Regions from separate parts of the Mus musculus genome. Here region 2 is linked to region 1. Evidence: chromatin contacts called from ENCODE Hi-C or POLR2A ChIA-PET data. All regions are on one chromosome and are shown on one strand. The core of a region is the stretch at or near the end of the contact, and the rest is flanking DNA. Distances in the headings are between cores, read along the strand shown. Region 1 holds the start of Cox5a (cytochrome c oxidase subunit 5A). Region 2 has its middle 5.7 kb from the start of Cyp11a1.

The links. A loop is a pair of places that touch in the nucleus more often than their neighbours do. ChIA-PET counts read pairs that join two places held with the same protein, here RNA polymerase II (POLR2A).
Region 2: a loop to region 1 is called in a map of v-Abl transformed pro-B cells, with 3 times the contacts of the local background. The contact joins the enhancer-like site here to the promoter of Cox5a in region 1. A Hi-C loop is called at or near these places in 1 of 37 maps with a recorded cell type or tissue (v-Abl transformed pro-B cells). POLR2A ChIA-PET finds 5 or more read pairs at or near these places in 1 of 5 experiments (embryonic stem cell).

Annotation. Positions count from the first base shown.
Region 1 is chr9:57,519,552-57,522,492 of GRCm38, reverse strand. It overlaps Cox5a (cytochrome c oxidase subunit 5A), which reads right to left and starts at 1,261. Exons shown (of 5, transcript NM_007747.2): 1 at 1,078-1,261. The coding sequence starts at 1,165.
Region 2 is chr9:58,007,926-58,010,629 of GRCm38, reverse strand. It overlaps a transcript of Cyp11a1 not described here. Among named protein-coding and RNA genes, the nearest start is that of Cyp11a1, 5.7 kb to the left of the region's middle. Within about 2 kb of position 1,454, at least 1 of the 3 ENCODE cell types and tissues checked has a DNase peak (open chromatin) inside an H3K27ac peak, as active enhancers do.

The sequences.
Region 1 (2,941 bases), core at 12-2,511:
TAGTACCATTCTGAGTTCTAGTCTAGTCTGGGCTATAGAGGCCCTGTTTCTAAAATAAAATACTCCTATTTATTTTAGGCCGATGCCGGCCTGGTTTACAAAGAGTTCCAGGACAGCCAGGCTACACAGCTGACACATACCACAACCAAACAAAACCAAAAGTAAGATAGATGTACCGTGCTAAGTGGAGAGGGTCTGAGAACACACCAAGTGGCAGAGCAATTATCTAGCAATGCAGGGCCCTTGGTTCCCCCTCAGCAATGGGGGTGGACAGTGATGGGACACAAAATCTCCTGATCACACAGAAGGGGAAACAAGCAACCAAACATAATACTTCATAAGTCAGCACTGAAGCTTCTCATTTTAAACGGGTGGAGGGGAATCCACGAAGCTTTCCCATGTTTGTACACCCAGTATTCCTCAGTATTTGGTACCCAATCTTGTAAACGTTATCATTCTTTCCATTAATATTTGTCAATGTTCAGGCTCTCTTACAAGCCGCAAGAAACCACACTTTAAATTATCTATTTGAAACGCAGGGCTAAAATGTGGCTCAACAGTCCTCAAACGTGGCCGTACCCAGTTATGAAGGTGACACAAAAATGCCAGCAGAGAATTGCCTGATCAGGGCTAAAAGGGTATTGTGTCCCACTGGGGAATCAAATTGTGTTCTAGGAAACGCAGAGGCGGGCGGCGCGCCCGGAGGCTCAATGTCACCTTCGCCAAGATGCCGCAGGCCGGCGGGGGCCACTCCCGGTCAGGTGGCTGCGGGGTCAGCGCAGGGAACGGTCACGGCCCAGAGACTGAAAGGAAGTGCTGAGCTCGTCCTCGGCGACCCCGGCAAGTCCACACACCTGACTGGCCGCGGGTTCGGCATCAGGAAGTGGCGGGGAGGGAGGCCCGGAGGAGTCTCCTACACGACTCCAGACGGCCGCGGACGCACTGCGGTCACCGGGCTCCAATGCCGGCTCGCAGGGCAAAGGCTAGGCCGCCAGGGAGCCTGCCCTCGAGTGGCGGCGGGAGCCCAGGTCACAGCAAGGACACGCGAGCGAGGGCTGTGGCGGGCGCGGACCTTACCGGCGGCGGGGCTGGGAGCCGAGGCGGGGTGCAGGAGGCCTCGGGCAGCCGCGGCTGCGGTACAGCGACGGAGGGCAGCGGCGAGCATGACGGCGACCACAGCGCACTGGCTGAGGCTGACGAGAAGCCGGTGTGAGCTCGCGGGCGGTACAGCAGTTCGCGGGGGCCGGACTCACGCAGCGACGCACGCTGGGCGGAGCATAAGGCCGGCCCACTGCGGAGCTCGCGCCTACGGAAGCGGGTGGGGCGCCATGCGGTCGCCGGCGGCTACGGCGGCCGTGGAGGACAAACCACGTCGGCGCCGCGCCAAAGCTGGTCCGATGACCCGGGTGACCGTAGTGAACATTCCTGCGTGGGAGGAAAGGCAGGGTGAGCAATGGACAATGTGGATTTGGAATCGCCAACAGAGGAGACTATCACAATTTGGAATTGTAGCGATAATAACGGCAAACTATAATAAGAATAACCGCTTTGCCCCCGCGCGTTGGTGTATGCTATAATTCTAGCCCTCTACAGGCTAAGTATTAGGAATTTCAGGCTCTCTTATGCAACCTGAGTCTCAGAAAAAAAAAAAATCATACTGGGAGTAGTGACTCAAGACAATAATCAACATTTTGGAGGCAGGGGGAAAGGGGATTCAAGGACAGCCTGGGTCACATGATCCTCCCCCACCCACTAAAGCCCAATTATTTACTTTTACCCATTAGGAAACCGACTCAAAAATTACGTTGTTTAGGGTCTAGGAAGATAGACGGTTTAGTGGATAAAGTGCTTTCTGTGGCTCAGTAGTTAATAGTTTATTAACTTTCTGCGCTCTCAGAGGACTCACGTTTACTTCACATCAGGTGGCTCCCAACTGTCTGTAACTCCCGCTCCAAGGGAATCTGACACCCTCTTCTGGACATCACAAGTACCCACATTGTGCTGTGCTATATACTCACACACATACATGTAAATAAACTTTACAAATGAAATGAAGGCACGGATGAATAAGTAAACGAAAAATGAAAAAAATGTACCTTGATTAAACGAGTATGAATCCATGAATTGGCTTTCCTAATCTTGACTTCTCTGAGCCAATTATGGGACATATGTTAGTTATCTTAATTTTATTTTTGGTTATAAGGTGTGGTAGTTATTGAATAAGAATGGCTCCCATAGTCTCATATATTTGAATGCTTGGTCATCAGAGAGTGGCACTATTTGAGAGGGATTAGAAGGTGTGGCCTTGTTGGAAGAAGTGTGTCATTGGGGGTGGGCTTTGGGGTTTCAAAAGCCCATGCAAGGTTCAGAGTCTCTCTCTTCCTGCTACCTTCAAATGTAGAACTCTCAGCTACTTCTCCAGTACCATTCCTGCCGTGCTTTCTGCCTGGATGATAATGGACACTGATCTCTAAAACTGTAAGCCAGCCCCAGTTAAATGCTTACTTTTATAAGAGTTGCTGTGGTCTCTTCACAGCAATAGAACACTAAGGTTTCATAGTAGCCCTGCCAGGCCTTGAACTCACAGAGGCCTGTCTGCTTCTGCCTCCTGAATGCTGGGATTAAAGGAGCTGGCTCACCAGCTCTTAGTTACTTTTTAAATTGATACAACAAAATATGTGACAGAAACAATTTAAGGAAGAAAGTGGGTTTGTTGTTGCTTGTTTGTTTTTTACAAAAGGGCCAGGCTATGCCAGTGCCTGGCAGATACAGAAGTGGATGCTCATAGTCATCTATTGGATGGAATACAGGGTCCCTAATGAAGGAGCTTGAGAAAGTACCCAAGGAGCTAAAGGGGTCTGCAACCCTATATGTGGAACAACAATATGAACTAACCAGTACCCTCAGAGCTATGTCTCTAGCTGCATATGTAGCAGAAGAT
Region 2 (2,704 bases), core at 205-2,704, 490 kb before region 1:
GCCAGGCCCAGGTTCAATAAGTGACTCTGCTTCAAAAACTAAAACTAGCCGGGCGGTGGTGGCGCACTCCTTTAATCCCAGCACTTGGGAGGCAGAGACAGGCGAATTTCTGAGTTCGAGGCTAGCCTGGTCTACAGAGTAAGTTCCAGGATAGCCAGGGCTACACAGAGAAACCCTGTCCCCAAAAAACAAACAAACAAAAATAATAAAAAATATAAAAATAAACCCAAAACCTAAAACCAGAGAGTGTCTGAGAAAGGCATCTGATGTAGACTTCAGGCCTACACAGAGAGAGAGAGAGAGAGAGAGAGAGAGACAGAGAGACAGAGAGACAGAGAGACAGAGAGACAGAGAGACAGAGAGACAGAGACAGAGAGACAGAGACAGAGAGACACACAGAGAGACATAGAGACACAGAGACAGAGAGAGACAGAGAGGGACAGAGGTACAGAGGGACAGAGACACAGAGAGGTACATGCACACAAACACACCAACTAAAACACATGTCATAGTAGGTTGATGACTGCTTAAGGCTTAGGACTTGGGGTAACCTGGAGGTCATACATAAAGAATATTGGGGGCTTTCGGATAGTAAAGATGAAAATGGTTTACAACTGCTGGTCCTGATAATAAAATATTATACTATATATTTATTATACTAATATTATAGTATAAATAATAAGATATAAAGTATAATAAAATCAATATAGGGTCTGGAGAGATGTCTCAGCAGTTAAGAGCTCTGGCTGCTCTTCCAGAGAACCCTAGTTCGAGCACCCACATGACAGCTCACAACCATCTGTATCTCCAGTCCCAGGGGATCCAGCGCCCTCTTCTGGACTCTGAGGGTGCTCTGCATAAACATGGAGTACATGCAGACAAAACAGCCACACACAGAAAAATGAAAACAACTAAATCTTCTTAAAATTAAAGCCCTGAGTTGTGCATGCTAAATGAGCCCATTGTTCTGCTCACGGAGCAGTGTCTCTGCAATTCCAGCAATGAGGAAGCTGAGGTTAGAGAATCACAAGTTCAGGGTTAGCCTGGGCTACAGAGTGACTTTGAGGCTATTCTGGACTATGTAGGGAGACTCTGTCTCGAAAACTATAAAAAACAAACAAACAAACAAACAAACAAATAGGTAAATTGAATGGTATGGAAATTCCATCTCTACAGAGCGATCAGCAAGCTCACCAGCACAAAGAACTGTATTCTCTTAACTCCTTTTTCTGTGTTTATCAGGCCAGGGGTAGCATGTGGGAGTGACAGTTGTCCTTGCTACTTGACCCAAGATTCCAATAACATTTGAATCACTCCCAACAAATTTAGAGCAGCCACACACCCCACCCCACCCCCGCAGAAATTGAGCACTTCTCTCGAACAGCTGTCACATTCCCCGAGGGAGCAGCCTGTCCTGCCAGTCACAGACTTGCTGATAAAGCCAGGCTACAGAGGGGGCTGGTTTTGCATCACTAATGGCCTTGAGCCTGCAATGACATCATCCAGGAATAGCTGTGGCATTGGTTTCACAAAGAAAGGCAGTCACGTGGTCCTCTCTGAGGATACTAGAAGCGACAGGCCATCCAGGGTGAGCTCTTAAAACCAATTCCTCGGTTAGCCGCGACCCCATATTCCTGCCCAGAGAGGGAGTCAGGATCGCCAGGGCATGGAAGCCATGTCCATTCAGATCCTGTCCTTCACAGCTGCCCTGATCTGAGCTCAAAGCTCAGACCTCACAGCCAGCCCCTCTGCTGTGGAGCAGCAACTCCTGAAATGGCTCATCCCCTCAGCCTGTCCACGTGAGCCATCACAAAGTGAGCCTGGGCTCCGCCGTAGGCAGATGAGACACGAGGGAGAATCTTGTGCAGGCTTCCAGGAGCAAGCAAGCTTCTCCATCGCTCCAGAAGAACTTCTGGAAACCCAGCATCTCCTTCCCAGACAAGACTGGGTTGGTGCCCCCATAATGCGTGGCAACTTATCCAGAAGGTTGGTGGCTTTAAAACAGCAAATGATGGTGGCCTCCTGTATTTCCTACAATAGGCAGCCAGGAGCAGCCTCGGGTATACAGCTCTAGCCCATAGCTCCTCTTGAGGGGCCCTTGTCACACAGGCGTAGCTGGTGCGTAGGGGCCAGCATCCAAACAGGCTGCACTGACCTGGCTGGCCCCTCCTTCAGGACATGTCAGTGGCTGTTAGCAGTAGCCCAGCTTTCCCTAGCTGTGGCCCATGGGCCTCAGTTTCTCACCTCAAGGGCAGCTGGGTATCCTTCCCAACATGGTAGGCATCTTCCAGGACAAAAGTCCTGAAAGAGAGAGCTGAAGGCTCTTCTGAGGTAGCAGGCCATCACTCCCACTCTGGTGTGTGTGCAGCAGTAACACACCAAGCCAGGCCTAAGCCAAAACAGAGGGTAACTGGGCTCCGCCTTTGAATGGAAGTGTCAAAGAATCAAAGAATATGTGGATATGTTTAACCCATACTGTAGAAGTCCAAAGGCCCAGAGACCTTTTTCTTTCTTCCCAAGATTCTACACTTTTAAAATAAATGTCCCCTTTTGTACAAGACAAAATAGAAGAAATGATTAGAATTGCCAAAGGTATTACAATCCAGATAGAAAGACAGGCTTGTTTACAAGAAAATAAGTAAAATTAAGGTGGGTGTCACAGGAAACATTCAAACACTACAATGGGTGTCACTGTTTATAGCAG